2 separate regions of the Mus musculus genome follow, and region 1 is linked to region 2. Evidence: chromatin loops called from intact Hi-C (ENCODE). Cell type or tissue: gastrocnemius. All regions are shown on one strand. Each heading gives the region's core, and the rest is flanking DNA. Links, peaks and the distances in the headings are about the cores only. Region 1 holds the start of Naxe (NAD(P)HX epimerase). Region 2 overlaps Isg20l2 (interferon stimulated exonuclease gene 20-like 2).

Region 1 (10,868 bases), core at 985-8,984, 110 kb after region 2:
AAGCCTAATGCTTTCTTATCAGAGGAGTAGGTGCATGTTTGTGGAATTAATTAGATTGTACTAATTCTTGTATTATCTTAGCACTTCAAAAAGTGCCAGGTTTTGAACAATAGTGAAGATAAAAATTTTTTAGAGAAAGAAAGAAAAAAGTTTGTGACTTGTCATCTGCCCTTACAGTCTGACTGATGAGATGCTACTCAAGGCTTGCGAGGGGCGAACAGCACACAAGTAAGTTGTGGTCACTTCTGGGTTTCCCATCTTTTCTGCCCATGCTTAAGGACAGCCTGTGCCACCTCCCAATTATTTTCATTCCAAGGGAATACTTGCTGTTGTTCACAAGTTCATGTTTGAAGCTTGGCTGCCCCCTCCCTCTGTTCCCAACTTTCTTTGTAATACCCTTGCTGACTTAGACCCATCATATCTCTGTCTTAGGGCTGCCCGGATTGGTATCACCATGAAGGCCAAGCTTGCTCGCCTGGAGGCCCAAGAGCAGGCCTTTCTGGCTCAGCTCAAAGGCTCAAAGGCTCTGGGCACCTCTCAACCACTGACTGACAGTGAGCCTTCCCAAAAAAAGAAAAAGAAGAGGAAGCAGAAAGAGGGGGAAGAGGCTGCAACAACTGAAAAGAGTCTAGGTGACGAGCTGCTGGGACACACGGACAGGAGCTTCAGGGACAGCAGGAAGAAGAAGAAGAGGCAGAAAGCCGAGAGACAGGGAACGGCTATAGGAAGTGAGGAGGAAGAGGCTGCAGGAGAGAGTGGGCCCAGAGAACTGAGCACAGAGCAATCTGATCAGCCTTCCAGGAAAAAGAAGAAAAGGAGGAAGCAGCGCCATGAAGAAGACGGGGAGATGGGAGTCTGTGATGAAGGAGGTAGAGATGTGACAAGCCGGCCAAAGGCAGTCAACAGTGGAGGAGACAAAGACCCCAGGAGAAGCAGCAAGAAGCGAGGGACGTGTGGGGAGGACTTAGATACCCAAGAGGAAGAAGGGAAGGATGACCTAACAAAAGGAGAGAGAAAGGTCAGAAGAAAAGACAAAAGGAAAAGACAGCAGTGCTGTGAGGAGGACTTAGATGTAAGCAGTAAAGATGATGGTGGGACATGGGTAGCAGAGGATGCAGGTGAGAGAAGTCGGCAATACCCAAAGGAGAGAGCCAAAAAGAAGAAGCGGAAGAGGGACCGAGGGTCTGAAGTGGATCTCAGCTGACTCCTTTTCAGGGATAGCCTGGTTTAGGGCAGGGTTTCTGCACACTCTGCAAGCAGCTCTGGAGCCCCAGTCTGCAGAGGAGAGCCAATGCATTCTATACTGGCTGAGGGGGTGGACATGGTCCCCTGTGAAACTTGCTGTCCAAAAAGTATAAACCTGGTGCCTGGCAGCTCACCAGCTAAAGGATGGTGGGAAGAGGAATCAGGATGGAGGAATATTTGGAGTGTCTCTTTTAAAAGTCTGAAAATGTAGACTTACATGAAATGTCTTTGTTTTGTTTTTGAGACAGGGTTTCTCTAATACAGCTCTGGCTTTCCTAGAACTCACAGAAATCCAGGCATCTTTGCCTCAAGAGTGCTCAGATCAGAAGCATACACTATCATACCCTACAAAATGTTTTCATTTTAAATACCATGAAGGTTAAGAAAAACATACATTTATATGTATGGGTTGGGTTACCCTCCCAGACTGTTCTGATCATGATGAAATGAGAGCTTGGACCCCAAGCTTCTAGGTCCTTCCCAGTTGATGTCAGCATTCCCAGCATGAGAAGGTCTGAACACAAAGTAGATGGCATTTGGAGACTTGAAGGAATCCTGTTACCCTCTGGGGGTCTTGCTACAATGATACACTGAATTAGTTTAGAGGCATCATCTACCTCCCTGTCTATTACAAATAAGTAAGAATCATTCCTGGGTGAAACACCTATTTCCCATTGCTTACAAATGCTGGTCTGTTTCCCCAGAGACAGCACAACCCACTGATAATTATTAAGGCCAGAAGACTCCAATTTCAAGACAGAAAGTACCAAGTCTTTATTGAGAATCCTGCCTACCCACCTCCCTTACTGTAGACGGTAGACACACTCTGTGTCAGGGTAAGATGGCAGGTTCAGCTGGTACTTCTTCTCTAGAGCAGGTGGTACAAAGCGACCCCCAAGGTAATGATATCGGCCAGTAAAGTGAGTTGCAGACTTCTTGGGTGCCGTCAGTGAGATGAGTAAGTCTGGTTGGATTCCGCTAGGGTTTCCCTTCTCTACATCCCATCCTGAAGAGAGAAAGTAGTATAAGGACATACAGGTGGCCTGGTCCTAAGGAAGAGGGAAAGCCCTCAGTCCCATGTACTATCGGGCTCTGGTTTTCCACAGGGCCAGGCAGCATGAACTTTGCTCCCCAGCCCTAATGTGGGACAGTCCCCTGGGTACCAGCCTTAGCCAGGTTTGAGCACGAGTCTCCCAGCCACCTGAGTCTCAGCACCTGAGGGAATGTCGATGCTAGCAATGGGCACAGTGAGTCCACTCAAGACACTCAGGATGCTGTGGAATGGCTCCCGAACGTCACCCTTGAAACTGAAGCCGAAGATGGCGTCCACCACCAGCTCATACAGCTCGTCCACCATCATGGGCTGGGAGCGTGAGGGAAGGGGAAAGGATGTCAGGAGCTGCTGTCACCTAGGGAGGCCTGTCCCTGCACCCACTGACCACAGAAGCATGTATATAACTGGTTCCTAAGGCACAGTAAAGAGGAGTTGCTCATTCAGGACAGTCTGAATCCAGGCCTGAGTACCTACCTGCCTGTCACTGGTGAGAAGGGGTGACTGCCAGTCTCAGGCTTCCTGACACTGGAAGCCAGAAGAGACTAGTTCTGTTCTGCATATCAGTGTCTTCATCCATAGAATAAGCTGGGGCTTTCTGGTTTTTGTTTTGTTTTAATTTCTGACTTCCCACCCTTTAATCCATGCATCTACAGAAAAGGTTCAGGATGAGGCCCTGAGGGCCAGATTATTGTTAGATGCATGTTGTGGGAGTTGTTTGGCTGCAGAATAGGAGTGCCTGGAAAGTCGTGGAGCACACAGTCTGGAGGGGCTTCTACACCACTTTTTTTCAGAGAACACTTTTAGGGCAGACAGACACTAGGCAGGCCAGCTTGATCTGAAAATGGGAAGGGCAGGACAGGGGCAGTACTTACTGTAGAAACAGGCATCAACCCACCTACCTCTGGGGGCATTTCACCAAGGAAAGGAATGTCCATTTTCTGACACTGAGTCACTAGCCCAGTGAAGAGGGGCTTGTTAGGTCTTTTGGGGTAATAGATAGTTGGCTGGTAACCCTAGTTGAAAAGGAAAGTAGCCATTCAATCTCCGATCCCGAGTCTTCATACCTTGCCACAAAAAACTCCGTTCACATACTTACAAAAAGTTTGAGGTGTCGCGCACAGACCAGCCCATCCCCTCCGTTATTTCCGGGGCCACAGATGACCAAGACAGTCGGGGGACTCTTGGACATAGACGTGGGGGGATAAGCCTGAAGGCAGAAGTGCAGAGGGCAGTCACCGCTGTGTGCGCCACCGCCGGGGACCTCCCCACCTGCACCTCACTGAGGTTTCTCGCTGTGCCGCTTACCTTGGCAATAGCCGTGGCACAGCTCAACCCGGCCAGCTCCATGAGTTGATCCACGCTGAACTGATACTCGTTAAAAAGCTCTTGGTCCACGGCCTGAGCCTCCTCCTGACTGAGGGAAGTCCTGGCCTGAGTCCGCCCCTGGGGTGCTGGGGCCGCGGCCTGCCCTGCCCCGCCCCCGCGGGAGAGGGCGGCCGTACCTTAAGTACTTCACCGCAGCGCCCGCCATGGTCTCCGAGCCCCGGCGCTGTGTTCCCCACCAGATGGGCCTTGCACGACACACACTCTGCTGGCTGATGACCCGTGGCAGGCGCGAGCCCGCAACCAGCAGCCCCAGCCCCAGCAGCGTCCGCAGCCCGGACATTCGACTAGCAGAGCGCCGCTCGCACGGCGCATGCGCAGGGCCCGCCCCGCCCCAGAGCCTCTGCATCTAACCGTCCGTTCCTAGTCCCAGACTATCAGGCGTTCCGCCCACCTTCGTTCCGCCCTGCGTTCTCACCTTTCCCCGGCGTCGCAGAGTTCCAAACAGATGTGCTTCGCTCCCTCTGCAGTCCTGGCTGGCCACCATCTTGAAGCAGTTCTGTTGCCTCCTTGCTGAAAGGTGTGATTGCACGCAGTTTTTTAAAAATTAGTATCTTTGACCTCTCGCTGCCCCTGCTTTTTACAGGGTTTCTCTGTAGCCCTGGCTGTCCTGGAACTCACTTTGTAGACCAGGCTGGCCTCGAACTCAGAAATCCGCCTGCCTCTGCCTCCCAAGTGCTGGGATTAACGGCGTGCACCACCATGCCGACTTGTTTGTTTTTAACATTTAAAAATGCAAGGGTTGGAGGGAAGAGGCATGCACGTGCCTTGCTGCACATATAGAGGTCAGAGGACAATTTCTGTGCATCCGATCTCTCCATCCAAAGAGTAAGATCCGAGGATCAATCACAGGTTGTCAGTGCCCTTGCTCTTCAAGTGGTTTTGTGGACCTCTGCCCTGTCTGTTTTACTTATGTAATGTAGAAAATAGAATTTTTAAGGCTGTGATAGTGGCAGGAACTTTAGATTACTCCGGTAATTGTACTTCAAGTCCAAGGTTCTGTGGTCTTACGCAGGACCTCACCAGCTTTATTTTTCTGATTTCACTAGCATGTGAGTTACTCAAGGCTCCTTACAGATTTGCTGGAAAATATTTAGTTAGTTTATTTTTGGTCAGCTGATTTTGTTTTCAGTTGTTTCAGAGTATGGGTATGTGCGGTCACACAGGTGCCCTCGGGAACCAGAGGTGTCAGGTCCCCAGAACTACAAGCAGTACAAGCAGTCTCATGTGGCCTAGGCTGCCTTGGATCTTATGTCTTACGTTGCAAAAATGGCTTTAAATCCCTGATCCTCTGAGATTCTGGGTCTGAGCCACTGTAGCTGGCTTTATTTAAGTTTAGTGTTTGTTTGTTTGTTTGTTTATGTATAGGTTGTGAGCCATGTGGTTGCTGGGAATTGAACTCAGGACCCCCTGCTTGCTCTTGGCCCTCTTGTTCCGGTGGAAAGCTTTATTTATTATATGTGAGTACACTGTAGCTGTCTTCAGGACACGCCAGAAGGTGTCAGATCTCGTTACGGGTGGTTGTGAGCCACCATGTGGTTGCTGGGATTTGAACTCAGGTCCTCTGGAAGAGCAGCCAGTGCTCTTAACCACACTGAGCCATCTCTCCAGCCCTGAAGATTCATTTCTAAAACACAATGTGAAATATGTTTATTTGGCATAGATAATATGTTAAGCACTTACACATACCAGGTGCTAACATGAACCACCTCACTTCATAGCAACCTTAGTATTCCCGTTTCAAAGATTAATTAAAAAAGAAAAAAAGGAAGACCTGCCCACCTGCCCAGTGATAATGATGGCTGGTGGTGGAGCTGGGATCTCAGCAGGCTGACCTTACAGCCTTCTGCAACTTATCCTGTTGATTTCATTCTGATGGGCTGTGACTATAGAACAATACAGAAAATATCCCATCCACAGAACTCAGGAGACAACCAATGAGAGCTGTTTCTACAATCGCTGCCTCCCCTTTATTGCCAGCATGCAACCTTTCAGGTTTTCTTAATTCTGCCAAACCCCTAGTGTATTTTTAGCCTATCATAGATAAGAATATTCAATCAGATTAAGGAGGTTGGCTAGGGGCCTGACGCAATAGCAACATTCCTTTTTTTTTTTTTTTTTTTTTTTTGGGTTTTTCGAGACAGGGTTTCTCTGTATAGCCCTGGCTGTCCTGGAACTCACTCTGTAGACCAGGCTGGCCTCGAACTCAGAAATTCACCTGCCTCTGCCTCCCGAGTGCTGGGATTAAAGGCGTTTGCCACCACGCCCGGCAATAGCAACATTCTTGTGTGGCAGACACCATCATTTGCTCCTCTAAACCCATTCTCCTTCCCTAGCAGATCCTGATATTCATATCTTTGTGGAGTGGCACAACAAAACCCAGCATTCTTCCGTCTCCCTCCAGCCAGTAAGAGTGGCCATTTAATTAAATGTTCACCACTAATGAACAGAAATGATATGGATATAGACAGACAGACAAATAGAGATATAGAGCCACTCCTATAGAGTACTATTTTGGAGGGGTGTGCTATTTTGTGTGATTTTTTTATTTGTTTTTGAGGCAGGGTCCTACCATGAGCTCCGGCTGTCCTGGAACTCACTATGTATACCAGGCTGGCCTTGAACTCACAGAGATCTGCCTCTATCTGCCTACCAAGTGGTGAGATTAAAGGAATGCACCACTATGCCTGGCTTCATAGTGTACTTTTAAAAGATCTCCTCCACTTCTTTCTTATTACTGGGCTGGATTGAAGGCACGATGCTTGTCTTAGTTAAAGAGTTACTATTGCTGTGATGATTCATGACCACAAAGTAAGGTGAGGAGGAAAGGGCTCATTTAACTCACACTTCCACATCACAGTACATCCTCGAGAAAATCAGAAGAGGAACTCAAATAAGGCAGAGGCCATGGAGGTGTGCTGGCTTGCTCATCATGGCTTGAACAGCCTGCTTTCTTATAGACCCCAAGACTACCAGCCAAGCATGGCACCACCCACAGTGGGCTAGGTACACCACCCAATGCTAACTAAGGAAATGCCCTGCGGCTGGATCTTATGGAGGCATTTTCTGTTGAGGTCCCCTCCTTTCAGATAACTCTAGCTTGTTTCAAGTTGGCCTGGTGCTATAGGTGGAGCAGCCCTTTCCTTCTTCCCTTGATGGCCTTGTGTACGCTCGTCAAGCTCTTTATCATGAGCTACTTCCCCAGCCCCTGCAGCTATGAGGCGGAAACCCCATGTTAGCATCAGAGTCAGGGCTGCAGAGATGTGTCAGCAGTTAAAAGCACTTACTGCTCCTGCAGAGGAGCCAAGCTCCTTCCCAGACCTCATGTCAGGTGGCTCACAACTGCTTGTGGCTCCAGGAGATCTGACACCTCTGGCCTTTGGGCACTTTCACACATATGCAATGACAACACACAGATACACTCACATTCAATCATATCATCATCGTCATCATCATCATCATCATCATCATCATCACCATCATCATCGTCCAGGCATTAATCCCAACACGTGAAGGAGACAGAGGCAGTCTACAGAGTTAGTTCCAGGACAGCCAGGACACTGAGAAACCCTGTCTCTAAAAAATAAAAAAGGAAGAAACCAAGGAAACTTGTGACTATAGAAACTAGTGTGGCACTAATAGAAATATAGAAATCAGCTAGCTTTACCTCTCTCAAGTATATACCCAAAGGGCTCTACATCCTCCTACAGAGACGCTTGCTCATCCATGTTCATTGCTGGTCTACTCGTACTAGCCAGAAATTGGAAAACAGCCTAGATTTCCATCAACAAATAAATGGATAATGAAAATATGTTCATTAACACAATGGAATATTATTCAGCTGTTAAAAATGTGAAGTTTGGAGCTGGAGAGATGGCTCAGTGGTTAAGAGCACTGACTGCTCTTCCAGAGGTCTTGAGTTCAATTCCCAGCAACCACATGGTGGCTCACAACCATCTGTAATGTGATCTGATGCCCTCTTCCAGTGTGTGACTGAAGACAGCTACAGTGTACTCATATAAATAAAAATAAATCTTAAAAAAAGATGTGAAGTTTGCAAGCAAATGGACATACAGAGCTAGAAAAAAAAATAATGCTGAGGAAGGTAACCCAGACCCCCAAAAGACAAATATGGTATGTATTCTCTTATAGGTGGTTGTTAGCTTTTCAGCTTTCAATAGGCATATCAGCATAACCACAGAGGTTATGTATAGAGCAAGGAACTAGGCAGGAGAGGAGGATCATGTTGAAAGGATCTCCCAAGGAAGGGGAAATAGAATATATATTTAGAGAGACTAGGGAGAGACAGAAACAAGATTAAACAGGAAAAAGAAGACGGGGTTAAGGGAGAGAATATAGGAAGGACGACTAACACTAGGGGCCATTTGAGGGGTCTTATAGAATCCTACTACACTAGAAACTTATTGAAATGTATACATATATGAAAGAAGTCAAAACGGAGTCACTAAGTAACAGCGGACACAAAGGCCCAACCAGACATCTTTGCCACTAACTGAAATCTTCAGCACTAGAAATGGGTTACATTTAACTGACTTGTTGGCCAAAGGGGCCCCACAGAAACCCCTAAACAGCTTGGACTGTTGCCAAAGCTATTGGTTATTCTCTACAAGCTGTTGTTAAGGATCTATTACTGAACAAAATATTTACCTATCTCATCTAACATAGAGAAACCGAGCTAGGTGCTAGGTGCCTACCTAGAGCCTTCATCCCTACTGACTAGCATTCATGGTACTGGAACTTACTGCATACTACCGGAGAAAGGTAACCACCAAACCAGCTACAAAACCTGCTATCTACAGTGCTGGCCTGGCTGCACGGAGCAATAGTGGTACAGCATATTGTGAGTAACCAACCACCATCTGATTGGATTTAAGGCCTAATACATAATATAGAACCCATGCCCGACACAGCTCAGGTGCCCAAGAACCTGAGACTATATAAGGCCATGGTCCTAGGGGAAAACCAAATACTATCATACTGTTTAAGAAACACAGCACTTGCTGGACGTGGTGGCGCACGCCTTTAATCCCAGTACTTGGGAGGCAGAGGCAGGCGGATTTCTGAGTTCGAGGCCAGCCTGGTCTCCAGAGTGAGTTCCAGGACAGCCAGGGCTACACAGAGAAACCCTGTCTCGAAAAACCCAAAAAACAAACAAACAAACAAACAAACAAAACAAAAAACAAAAACAAAACAAAAAAACCAAAAAGAACAAATGACTACCTTAATGACATTCTGCTATAGCTATAGATTAGTGTCTTTCTCAGTCATCATCAGAGAAGTTTCCCCTTATAGTACCTTATAGTAGATGGGAACTAACATGGAGATCCACTCTTACACGCGTTCTTGCGACCGGCCAGGAAAGACGCAGCAAACCAAAATCTTCTGCGGCAAAACTTTATTGCTTACATCTTTAGGAGCAAGAGAGCAAGAGAGCAAGAAGAAGAACAAGAGCAAGAAAGAGAAAAAGAACAAGAACAAGAAAGCAAGAGCAAGAGAGCAAGAAAAAGAATGGCAAAACCCCGTCCCCTTTAAGGAGAATTATCCTCCGCCTAGGACTTGTTACTCCCTGATTGGCTGCAGCCCATCGGCCCAGTTGTCATCACGAGAAAGGCAGAACACATGGCGGGAAAACTGCCCCTGCACATGTGCAGATTATGTTTACCACTTAGAACACAGCTGTCAGCGCCATCTTATAATGGCAAATGTGAGAGCGGCTCCCAAAATCTCCCCCTTTTCTTTTAATAAGAGCAATAGGCCACCCATATTAATGAGAGTGGAGATAGAGGTCAAATCCCCAGTGTGCAGGTAAAGGAGCCATGTACAGGATTAGCTCTTAGGCTCACAGGCTTTTACCCAGAGCAACCCTGACCTGCTCCCGTGTCGTTTTTCCTGGGGAGAAGGACACTTGGACACTCAACCTTCTTGAAAGATGACATGTCTCCCTAGAATAGGCTCATATGTGCCGCAGAGCCCTTCTACTGCAGTGCTTAGCCGTGCAACTCTCTCAGGCTGCTGAAGCGCACTCACTCTATCCCGTGCAATGAGACTAGCCTGTGGGGTGCAAGAGCTGAGTGGCCAGCGACCTATTGCTTAAGCATAGATATATCAGGGGAAGCACCATGTTCTAGAGCTGCAAGTGCCTGGGCAATAACCACCTTGTCTCTCCTAGTTTGGGCCTTAAGCTTACAGACCAACCAAAGAAGCAACACTAATCCACAGCAAAGTGTATCTCCAAATAATCCCACCCATTCTTTAAAGAAGGAAAATGCTGAGGAGATCCAATTGGGTAATCCTTTGGTCAGGGACAGGTCCAAGCGCGTGGAGTTGACCTGAATGATGGCAAGTCTCAATTCCCGAAGGGTCTGATCAAATTCAGCCGTCCAATTCTGTAACATATACTGAGAAAGACTTTTTGACAAATTAGCTGCCCTAGTAAAATTCTCATACTGAATGGAAGTAACGCACAATGAGAGGTCCCCCAAGCTCCCGACAAACCCTAAGCCAGTCTTGTAAACCTTTGCTCTTTCTTGGGGCTATGGCCGCTCTGCATTCCTGCATGGCTTGCTCATAAATAAGCTATTCTACCAGAGGTGCGGCTTGCTCTGAATCTGCAAAAATACGCTCTGCTGCCTCTGTCATTCTGGCCACAAAATCTGAGAATGACTCCTGAGGTCTCTGGACGATCTTTGTTAGTTGTCCAGTGGCTTCACCTGCTTGGGAGAGCGCCTTCCAGGCCCTAATAGCCTTTTCATCTGATTCAGAACTATTAAGAACTGGCTCCTTGAGCTCATCTAGTGATGAGTATAGGCTCCTTCTCCTAGAGACCTCCGCTAATTGATCTTTTTTCTTTTCTTTTTCCTTCTCCTTCCTTCCAATCTCTCCCCAGGTATTCTTACCTGACCTAAACTTTTCCTCGGGTTCAAGACCCGTGGAAAGGCCTGTATACTTATTTTGTGTGCCATATTTCCTCTTTGCTCCTACTCTCTCTCCCCGCTTTACTTCTGATAGATTGCCCTGAATTTCATCCAGAATTTTCAGCCCTGCCTTAACCACTTGATAACATGTGAAAAGGAACAAAAGGGCTCCTAACACTAGAAAAAGTTCAAGGCCAAACATACCTTGTAAAGCTATTTCCCACTTTACTTCTGATAGACTGTCTTGAATT
Region 2 (10,868 bases), core at 1,939-9,938:
GACACTTCCCGGATACCACTCCTCAACCGGAAGGCTGACTGCCCAGAAAATGTCACTTTGTCACTGAAGCATCTCACCAAGAAGCTCCTGAGTCGGGACATCCAGGTAACTTCTCTCTAAGTGCCCCCACCAAAGGTGACCCGGTAGCCCTGTCTGCAAGGAGAAATAATAAATCCTGGGTGCTTTATAGACCGTGCCAGATGGTACAGTGGGAAAGAAGAGCACTCAGCATTTCACATGCTCAGCAGTCAAGGACATGGCCACAGAATATGGAGCTCTGGGTACATGTCACACAGAGAACATTTAAGAAAGAAGACCCAGACAGTCTGTTTGACCTGAAATGTCCTGCCTCTGCAGAGCTTAATAGTAAGATACATATGCATCGTCACTCAAATGAGCAGGCCTTCTGGGAGTTGAAACTGAAATGTGCTAGGGAGGAGGGCCCTAGTAGACTTGTGACTACAACTCATAAACTATAGAAGAGAAAGTATAGACAACTAGCGGGATGCAGGGAGTCCAGTTGTCTGGGAAAAGCAACAGTTCTCGTCTTCATGTTCTTTTCCTTTAGGTTGGAAATACTGGACATTCCTCGGTGGAAGATGCCCAGGCCACAATGGAGCTGTACAAGTTGGTTGAAGTTGAATGGGAACAGCACCTGGCCCAGAATCCTCCAGAAAATTAGCAATCCCAGGGAGACACATGCAGTAGACCAACCCACAGTTCTTCCAGCTTCTCACCTGCAGAAGCTAGAATCACTGGGGAGAGGGGCTTGGCCAGAGGCTTAATACCCATTGAAATTTCATCTCAGCTATTTTGGTCACTGTGTGGTTAAGTGTCTCATGGAAGAGGAGAGCTTTCATGTTAAACCCACCTCTAGGTCAGGCAGGTGGCTCAGACCTGTAATCCCAGATACTTGGGAGGCTGAAACAGGTTATAGATGTAAAGTCTGCCTGGACTACAGAATTAATTCTAGGTCAGTGAGACCCTGTCCTAACATAAAAAGAGGGCCAGGGGTAAAGCCCAGCGCTAGAACACTTACCTAGCATGCATAAACCACTAGGTACAGTCTCCAGCAGTGGGGTGGGGGAGGGTAGAAGGAATGGAATACAAAGTCATGAACCATAACTGTTTACTTCTTTAGAGTGCTAACCACATGTCACAGGGTGCTTGTGCCAGTCAGCCTTGACTTTGAGGAAGCAAGGCACACCAGGGAAAACAGTGTCCCACACTACCTTCTCTATGGGACACATGTCATAGATATGTCTCCTTTTGGTGGGGAGTAGGGTAAAGGAATTGAGTTGCCAGGGCTGGCCTCAAACACTTGGGCTCAGATGACTTCTTCCTCAGGCCCGAGAGTAGCTGGGACTACAGGTGTGTGTTCACCACTGTGCCTAGTTCTTTTATTTTTTTTATTTTTTTTGGTTTTTCGAGACAGGGTTTCTCTGTATGGCCCTGGCTGTCCTGGAACTCACTCTGTAGACCACGCTGGCCTCAAACTCAGAAATCCCCCTGCCTCTGCCTCCCGAGTGCTGGGATCAAAGGTGTTGCGCCACCACGCCCAGCATGGTTCTTTTAATTTTATGGGATTTTTTGTTCTAAAGTAAATAGCAGTATCTTTTCACTTTCAGACAAGTCCTGATTGGAGCTCAGCATAATGGTCTGTAATCTCAGGACTCTGGAGGCCAAGGCAGGGAGATCAAAAGTTTAAGACCAATCTGAGTGCATAGAAAAAGCTCTGGGTCAGAGAAGTAGAAACAGAGAAGGAAAGAATTTTGTGGTTGCTTGCTGAATTTTATAGCCACGTTACATAGCACTGACTAACAGTGTTTACTTAATTTAGGTTCCACTTAGTTTAAAAAGAATTTGTATAGTTTTAATCGTCTTTCAGCCTTTTCAGCCTTTCACCTTGCAAATGCAGCCTCTTAGTTCATACGATTCTTTTTATGGATTTTTATAATAGAAAACTGGTGGGTTTGTTTTTTGTTTTTTTTTACATATAAAGATCTATTTTTATTTTACTTATGTGTATGTGTGTGCTTTCAGGGTCCAGGAGAGGGGTCAGATCCTGCAGAACTAAAGCTTCAGGCCGTTGTGAGTCTGGGAAGTGGGTGCTGGCGGGGAGGCGGAGATCCTCTAGGAGGAGCCACCTCTCCAGCTCACGTAGTGGATTCTTTATGGCTTTGTATTAAATAAGATCTCTTCGTGTGGAAGGCTGTGTAGTCCTGTGGGGATTTCTAGGCTCTCTGGATGGGTCACTGGAGCCCTTGTTTGCTGGATGATTTGAAGCTCTGGTAAGCCTTTGTCACACATAGGGCCTTAGCTTTCCTGTCACACTTGAAGTGACACCCTAAGCCGCGCAGGGTAATGTGGTGGAGTGAGTCCATGTACATAAGGGAGGAAGGGAGCTTGGTGACGCAGCCTGCCAGCTCTTCCTTAGTGGTACACACCGTTGTTTCCTGAAGGTGAGTCACGGGTCTGCAGCATGGTTGTCCCTACTCTGTGGAGCCGTGTCCCTGTCCCTTCACGATTTCATTTTATCATTTACTTCTTGGAGTTTTAATACCAGATCCTGAGTTCTACCCTTGGTTTATATGGGTGGTAATTGATTATGGGGGTGAGGGTGGCTGTGGTAAGACTGCCATCTCCGTGAGAGCTTCACTGTGCCCTGCCCTATACTGAGCCCTTGAGCTGCACTGTGTCACTCAAAGCTGGTTGGGATTTTTTTTGCCTCTATGTATAACTGCACTACTTGTGTGCCTGGTGCCCATGGAGGCCATTGGGGTGTATCAGATCCCCTGGAACTGGGTTTACAGACAGTTGTAAGATCTCACATGGGTACAGGGAATCAAACCCAGGTCTCTTGCAAAAGCAGCCAGTGCTCTTAACCACCGGGCCATTTCTCCATCCCCTCAAGGCAGTATTCTAACTTAACAGTTGAGGAGATTGAGGTTAACCGAAAGGCAAGGTGTCTCTCCCAGGCCAAGGATGTAGAGGTTGCATTGGCACTCAGGTTTGGTGAGTAGGCCTGAAGTCCCTGCCTTGCTGTTAGCATCTGAGTAGTATCTGGCAGAATATGGGCACTACACCCAGCGTCTGTTCTGTACTGGGTGGTGTGTTAGATACTGGAAATGGAAATCTTTGGCCCTGAAGAAGAAAAGCTAAGAAACCTCACTGAGCCACACATTTGCTGTCTAGAGCCAAGATTTAATGCTGGTTAATAAGATGAGCAGGTGTGTATTTTTGAAAGACAATGCTGTCTGCTGTAGGGAATCTGCATTGGGGAATGGCCAAGAGGTGAGCCATCTGTGGAGTGGGAGGAGAATGTGAGTATCAGAGTAGGTGACATTAGCAGGATCAGGAGGTTGGGACAAGAGAGGGATAGATGTGTTGAATACTTCAACAAAGCCCAGGGGAGGATTCACCAACAAAGGGTTTGAGAAAGGTAAGGTGGGTAGTTTCTGGCTTCCTGAGCAACTGGATAGCCAGCTGGGTAGTTGAGACAAGTTTAGCAGATGGAAAGAGACCTGAGCCTAGAACTAAGGTTTTTAGTCAACATTGCAAGGCTGGGTTTTGGAGGCTCATATCTGTAATCTTGGCTCTCGTGAGGTAGAGATAGGAAGATCATAAGGTTTGGGGTTTTGAAGTGGTCTCACTATGGAGTCTCGGTGAGTTGAAGGCCAGCTTGGTCTACAGAGTGAGTTCCAGGGCAGCCAAAGCAATGAAGAGAGACCTTGTCTCTAACAAAACACCCACCATCAACCTCTGGCCTCCACATGTGTGCACAGGCACATATGTGTGCACTATGAACACGTAGGCACACATACACAAATTGAATGGGCCCCACATACCTTCAGTGCTCCAGAGTGAGACTCTAGGGTAGACATAGATCAGAAGACTTGTGCATGCATAATGTTAGCCTGAGTAAGAGGTTTCTCAGTCCAGGGCCTGGGATCCTAGCCCAACATTTCTGAGTAGCAAGCTGCACAATAATCTCTGCCAGAGCAGCTAGTTCCCCAAAGGCCGTGCCCTATGATTACACCCTATGGAATCCTGCTCAGTTAAGTGTCTTAGTTTGGGTTACTACTGCTATGATGAAACCACAGCCAAGAGCAAATTGGGGGAAGAAAAGGGTTCATTTGGTTTATGCTTCACACTTACTGTCCATCCCTGAAGGGAATTAGGCTGGGAACTCAAACAGCAGGAACCTGGAGGCAGAAGCTAATATAGAGACTGGAGAGATGCTGTTTACTGGCTTGCTCTGCCTTCTTTCTTTTTTTTTTTTTTTTTTTTTTTTTGGTTTTTCTGTATAGCCCTGGCTGTCCTGGAACTCACTTTGTAGACCAGGCTGGCCTTGAACTCAGAAATCCACCTGCTTCTGCCTCCTGAGTGCTGGGATTAAAGGTATGTGCCACCATGCCCGGCTTTCTGCCTTCTTTCTTATGGAACCCAGGACCACCAGCCTAGGGATGGCATAATCACAATGGGCTGGGCCTGCCTACAGCCCAATCATACAGAGCCGTTTTCTCACTTGAGATTCTTCTCAGATAATACTAGTCTGTGTCAAGTTGACATAGAATTAGCCTGCACAGTTGGTTACTTATTTGTAAAGAGTCTATTGGTGGCGCACACCTTTAATCCCAGCACCTAGGAAGCAGAGGCAGGTGGATTTCTGAGTTCGAGGCCAGCCTGGTCTACAAAGTGAGTTCCAGGACAGCCAGGGCTAAACAGAGAAACCCTGTCTCGAAAAAAAAAAAACAAAAAAGAATCTATAAGAGGCCCCAGATTATAATTCAAAGAGGAAGAAGGCAGGAGTGCCATGCCGAGGCTGCTGGGAGGGAACTGGAGCCCACGCCTAGAGAATCCAGCCTGGCTGCCCCATACTGGGCTGGCTGGCAGAGTAGGTAGAAAGGTGTTCTTGTGAGTCCTGGTCCTTGAACATCTTTGGCTCTGGGCCAGCTACCAGTGTAGTAGAAAGACCCACCACTGACAACCCAGATCACGGGGGAACCGGTGCTACCAGGACTTGAGAGGTGTGAGACCAAGACTGAATGACAGCATGGTTGGCAGCTATAAAATCCAGGAAATACTGGCCTCTTTGATTCCCCGGGGAAATGTTCCTGCTAAGTCCCAAGTTCCAAAGCTCTCACTTGGATGGCTTGGCTCAAGTTAGAGGAGTGGCAGGCAGGAGAGAGTTGGAGACATCACTTGGATAGCATACGTACTCGGGCTAACAAGTTCACGGGCCTCAGCCCAGTGCCCACTGGGAGTGAGGCAGCCTGGAACCCTGATAGACCAGATGAGGTCGGGGTTTGGGGTGGTTGTGGGACAGTTTAGTTTTGCTTTGACAGAACTATTTTTTTTTCCAGAACTGTTGCCCACAGGGAGGAAAATCAGAACTTGTCACTTCATACATCTTTCTCCCATTTTGTTCATGCTGTCCAGAGCATAGTGTTAGATCTAGGTGAATGTAGGGACCTCTTCCCCTCACCCACCCTGCTCTTTTATCCACTCCCTGGCCTTGCTCTTAGAGATAGAAGTGAAAGTCAGGTGGAGAACAAGGCCTTGGACTGACTAAGGCACCAGATACTTGGATTTTTTTTTTTTTAATCTATAGCCTTATTATGTGTATATGCTTGACCTCATGTATATTGTATACTGAATGCATGCCTGGTACCCAGGAAGGCCAGGAAAGGGCATCAGATCCACTGGAACTAGAGTTATGAAAGGTTGTGAGTCACCATGTGGGAGCTAGGATTCAAACCCAGGTCGTCTGGAAAAACAGCCCAAGTGCTCTTAACCACGGATCCCTCTCCACCTCTAAAGCAGCCTTGTGACCCTGCTTATCTGCTGATTCAAGATGGTGAGGGTTGGGGGAAGACCCCGGATTCTGGGCTGCTTGCTTCCATCTCTTCTGAACCTCAGCATCTCAGTGGCATGGGAAACCAGAGGAGCGTTTCAGATCCCAACTCTCTGTGAGGGCAGGAAAAGCAGCACCAGGGAGGTGACTGGATTGCGGGTTCTCCAGCCCCAGTGCCCTGGACAAAGCAGCAGAGTTGGAGAAGCCTGGGCTGTCCAGAGCCATGTGTCTTTTTCAGAACAGGCCCTTTTCCCCATGTGCCATAAAACCTATCTGTCCTGTCTGTTGAGCTTGCCCATGGCCACAGCCCCATCCCTCCTACCTTGGCTGCTAGGGCTGAATGCAGGACACTGTTTGTGGCAGGTGGGTACAGTACTAGAAACCAGACCATAGAGCCAGCCCAAGTGTAACTGCAGGTCAGTCTCCCAGCAGGGGACTGAGACTAAGTCTGGACACGTCCTCAGCCAGTGCATCCCTACCCCACCCTCCTGTCTTCCTGGCTCAGCCAGCCCAGCCCAGCCCAGCCCTGAGGAGAGCGTTGGCAGCTGGAGCTGGGAAAAGCATGGCAGAGCCAAGAACAACAGAGGCCCCGCCTGGGTGCTGTACAGACCCTCTTCTGGCCTGTGGTAGCCCCTCCTTCTGCCCCAGCCTTTCCTATTGTTTCTTTCCAGCCTCCTGTACTGTCTTCCTGGTCCTATTTGCCTCCCCTTGCCAGACCCCAGGCTGGCCTTGCAGGTCACAGCATCTTCTACCTTTGGGTGGAAATCAGGGTTTTCAGGGTCCTCTGTTCTTTCCTGACTCTGCATCCAAATGTTTCTGGGAGGTAGGTTGCTTTCTTTCTAGGTCCCTGACCCTGTCTTACAGCTTTGGGGCTCTACTGCCCTTCATTCTGCTACAATGACAAAGGCTGGGTCTCTGAGCCAGGGAGACAGGCAGAGGTACCAGAAAGAGTCCCTTTGTCATGGAGGACCCCAGTGAAAGGTAGGCTGTCGATCTAGGCTCTCTGCAAGTAGAGTCCTGAGGGTGTAAGGGCTCAGGAGACACAAATCTAATACATGACAGCCAGCCTTTCTTCTGGCTCAGAACACCACCACCACCTCCTCCTCCAGCCCAAACTGGCTGGCTTTTACTTTGGAAGTCCAGGTCAACAATTACTGACCCAATAGAGATAGTAATACCACATTGAGCAAACCCCTCCACCAGTAGCGACCTTGGCAGAGTCTCTCTCTGTGGTCCTGATGGGGGCGAGGCTAGGGATTCTGTGACTTTGCTGCTCTTCCTATCCCCAGTCAACCCTGGCCTCTTCCGTGATGGACTGACTGGGTGGTTCCTCATGCTCCACGGCCTCATGGAAGGGGTATAGAGGGTAGAATTGTCTCCTATACTGCAGCCCTTTTAACTTGTTCCTTGCTGTCATCTCAGCCCATTTCTCTTCCTCCGCTCTAAGCCTGAGACCACCTTCCTCCTAGCCACACAATGGAACAAAGCACCAGAGTGTCCCTCACTCTGCGCTGGTCTGTTCCCCACTCCATCCTCCGCTTGCTTCTGCTTGCCTCCGCTTCCCTATTGTGTCTCCAACTCCTGTCGGGAGAGGGGCCCCCAAGAGGGCTCTGATCACTGGAATGGGGTCACTTGGGGCAGATCTGCAGCAGATTTGGTTATAATTGAAAGACCAGAGGCACCGGGAAATTCCTTTCCTTATTGATCCCAGTGGGAAATTAAAACCAGTAGTTGGGCTTGGGGCTCTTAATGGTGGCAGCTCCTCCCATTGAACAGCTCTGAGGCCCTAGCCCCTGCCCCCTTGTTAGTTGGATACCCCATCCACTTGTGCTAGCCCGCCTCCTAGGCCCCTCATCCCTCAGTGTCTCTTCCCAGCTGCTCATGTCTGCGATTCCCCTGGAATAAAAGGGCTGCTGGAGGCCAAAAGCCCTAGCCCTAGCATATTGCCCCCTCCCTCCCTCCCTCATTCAGCAAAGTTGGGGTGCGAGGAGCTCCGGCCCTGAACTGCCAAACCACAAACACATCTGGAAAGAATTCCCCGCCCAGTCCCACTTCCCTTTGTCTTCCTTCTGTCTCTGGAAATCCTAGCCAGTTGCTAGAGGAGGGAGGTGGTGAGGGTAAAAGGAAGGGAGTGGGCCTAGGGCATCCACTCCCACCTGGGGGAACTTCCTCCAGGGCTCTAGTCTTAGTGGGACTCTCTACCTGGCCTGGGTTCCTCTAAACTGCCATCCCAGGCTTCCTTCCTAGGCTGTGTCCTCACCCATCATCATGACCATCAGTAAGGTTCTCAAGGCTCCTGGAAGAGGGCTTGCCTGCCCTTTTCTCTTGTAAGAAGGAAAATGCTACCTGGGCTCCAGGAGTCTGTCTGGAGAAGTAGAAATTGGACACAATGACCACCGGTATGGGAGTAGGGACAGCGGGGGTGGGGGTGGGGTGGAGCATCAGGCTCCTGTTTTTTGCGTTGTTCCTTCCACAGGCCACTCCTTATTTCTCCGTCTAGAGGCCAGATTTCACTGTCAGAACTGAAAATCATCCCGTTGTGCCTACCTACAGCAAAGCTGCACTGAAGCGGGGAAGGTTGCAACCTATACTCAGAGCGCTTTCAGATTCCCCTTTCTCCCCACCTAGCTAAGCATCTGCAGTGGCGAAACTGCTAGACCCACGTGCCTCCTCTTCCAGAAGCCTATGCCTCCTACGCGCCCGCCCCTCAAATAAGCATTCCGCTTTAAAATTTAGAGTCCTAGACTCAGGCCGACTTGTCCCACTCCCTTCTGAGTGTTGGTGGTGGGGTGGGGGGTGGGGAGAGCGGCGATCCAGAGGCCCTTCTGAGAGGCAGCCTTCCTCCCTCATCCTCTCAAGTTTTCCACACCCCATTATTCGGGATTGCCTCGATGAAGACCTGACTCGAGTGACACTGTCTGGCCTCTGAGTGAGGTTAATCCTTCAGGCCCTGTCCTCAGCTCAGTTCCACTCCCCAACCAAAGCCTGCCAAGTCCCCAGTTCACCAGGTCAGGGCTGCCTGTTCCAACCTTGGCCACCTAGATGAGAAGGGGCCAGGCAGGGACCTTGTTTGAGATCCTGAGGGGACTACGGGGATAGCCCCGGGAGACTGAGGGCGAATGCCAAAGAAAGGGCAAACACTTGTAGCTCCAGCACAGAGCAACGTTGTTTCTGGCTTTGGGTTACCCGCGTGCCTCCGAGGCCGCTCCTGTCCTTTCTGCTGTCTCGCTGTCTTTCCACTAGGGTTTCACCCACGTAAAAATCAGCCTCGGAGAGGCTGATTCACCGCACTTTCAGCTCTAGATAGGGACGTCTCAGACCCACCCCCTCCCCACACAGTCAGCCTTCCCCCAACCCCGGAGGCAACGCGGCAAGCCGCGGGGTGGGGGTGGGGGGTGGTGGGGGGCGCTTGGCGTCTTTCTCCCCCTCCTTGTGGCCCAGGGGGCCCAGGGAAGCGTAGCCACCGAGAAAGCGCCTTAATAAAAGAGTCGTGTCAAGTGATTGGCTGTGACCTCTGCCCTTCTAGCCTCGAGCCGGGGGCTCCTGCTTAACCCTTCATTGTCCGTCCAGGGCTTGGAGAGGAATGAATGAGTTGCCTTGTGCTCACTTCAGGCGTCCCCAGGCACTACTTGAACCCAGAGCTGAGTCAAGGGGTGGAGGACAGAGCAGCACCTCCCTGTCACCCAAAAGAACGCTTGAATTCCGAGCTGTTTCATTGAGTCCATTTCGACTGCCGGTTGCCGGGGGGGGGGGGGGGGGACAATTCTTGCGCTAGTGGGGTCTCCGGATGCCTGGAGCTGAGCTGTCCAGAGCACCAAATCTGGTAGAGAACTACTAGGGAACTGGTGAAACGGGACCTGTGTTCGCCCTGCAGGCCGAGAGAGCATCCGTGACCCAGGCGAGAGCCGTGCCCTGTTCTTGCCAGAGGCACAAACCCCGTTCTTGCCTTCTGACGCTTCTCGGTCCGCCTACTGATGCGGGAGAAGGGTATCTTGGCTCTTGGAGAACCCTGGACCCACCCACATTTCTAGAAACAGGAGGGATTCCGGAAAGGATGGGGGTGAAGTGGTCACAGAGCAGGGCCCCCAGGTGGTGTGGAAGGCGGGGCGGGGGCGGGGCCGCCTCATGCACCAGCTGGGTATAAAAGCCTAGAGCTCTGGCGCCCAGCGGCTGTGCAATTGTCCTCCACGCGGCTTGGTCCCCAGGTGGAAGGATCTGTTCTGCAAAGGAGACAGCAAAGTATCTTTAGCCTAAAGGACTCAGCGTCCAGTGTTCTAGTTGAAGATCTAAAGAGAAAGCCACCTTGCTGCCACTATGCCTAACTTTTCTGGCAACTGGAAGATCATCCGATCGGAAAACTTTGAGGAAATGCTAAAAGCTCTGGGTAAGGAGGTTTTCGTGAGTTGGGAAGGGAGGACAAGAAGGGCGCTGGGGTCTTTAGAGCAGAGGCCGAATAAACGGAAGGGGGCCGAATCAGGGAATGTACCTGGGAGCCTGCATCCTAGGAAAGGGGCGTGCCGGATACCCTGGGTCCTGGGGCACCAGGCCCAAGACTCTTAAATCCTACTTTCTGAGGCTGGGCGCCCACCAGTGCCAGCTTCAACGGTGACTCAGAGCCTGTGAAGCAAGTAGAAACCAGAAGCACGAGGTTAGTCTCAGGAGGGGTTGGCTAGCCTCGGCGCCTGGACCTGCTGACCAGGGCACCTGGCTCTGAGCTTTAAGAATCCAGAATCCAGGCAGGGAGCCCCTAGGAGACATTCCAAGATCTTTCCGCGTACCCTAACAGTAACCCAATCCAGGCGACAGGTCCATTATCCTCAACACTTGGCTCCGCCCACCAGGTGGTCCACCACTTCAGCTCCCCGACCCTCCCCCACACCTTGCACTTCCCACTCCAGTCTCCCCACCCCACCCCACCCCACCCCACCCCCACCTGTGAGACATATTTTCCTACAGCAACCGGCTCCCAAGCCCTAAAATCGCTCTGGACAATTACCACTTTCTTAGATTT

The links. A loop is a pair of places that touch in the nucleus more often than their neighbours do. Peaks named below come from ENCODE experiments on the same cell type or tissue, not always from the same donor. Only the 100,000 strongest peaks of a DNase experiment are listed, where the experiment ranks them.
Region 1: a loop joins it to region 2, with 1.9 times the contacts of the local background. A loop is called at or near these places in 3 of 42 quality-filtered maps.

What each region holds. Positions count from the first base shown.
Region 1 is chr3:88,054,526-88,065,393 of GRCm38, forward strand. Gpatch4 (G patch domain containing 4) reads left to right here. Exons shown (of 8, transcript NM_001110809.2): 7 at 178-228; 8 at 433-1,469. The coding sequence ends at 1,204. It overlaps Naxe (NAD(P)HX epimerase), which reads right to left and starts at 3,970. Exons shown (of 6, transcript NM_144897.3): 1 at 3,802-3,970; 2 at 3,605-3,713; 3 at 3,396-3,506; 4 at 3,199-3,312; 5 at 2,461-2,608; 6 at 1,998-2,251. The coding sequence starts at 3,965. The coding sequence ends at 2,049. In gastrocnemius, for the core only: no CTCF peak of the experiment used is centred there; a DNase peak (open chromatin) is centred at 3,997; H3K4me3 peaks cover 1,899 bases; H3K27ac peaks cover 1,405 bases.
Region 2 is chr3:87,938,670-87,949,537 of GRCm38, forward strand. It overlaps Isg20l2 (interferon stimulated exonuclease gene 20-like 2), which reads left to right. Exons shown (of 4, transcript NM_177663.4): 3 at 1-105; 4 at 569-2,017. The coding sequence ends at 682. Crabp2 (cellular retinoic acid binding protein II) reads left to right here and starts at 10,024. Exons shown (of 4, transcript NM_007759.2): 1 at 10,024-10,241. The coding sequence starts at 10,172. In gastrocnemius, for the core only: no CTCF peak of the experiment used is centred there; DNase peaks (open chromatin) are centred at 4,946 and 6,388; H3K4me3 peaks cover 1,136 bases; H3K27ac peaks cover 1,115 bases.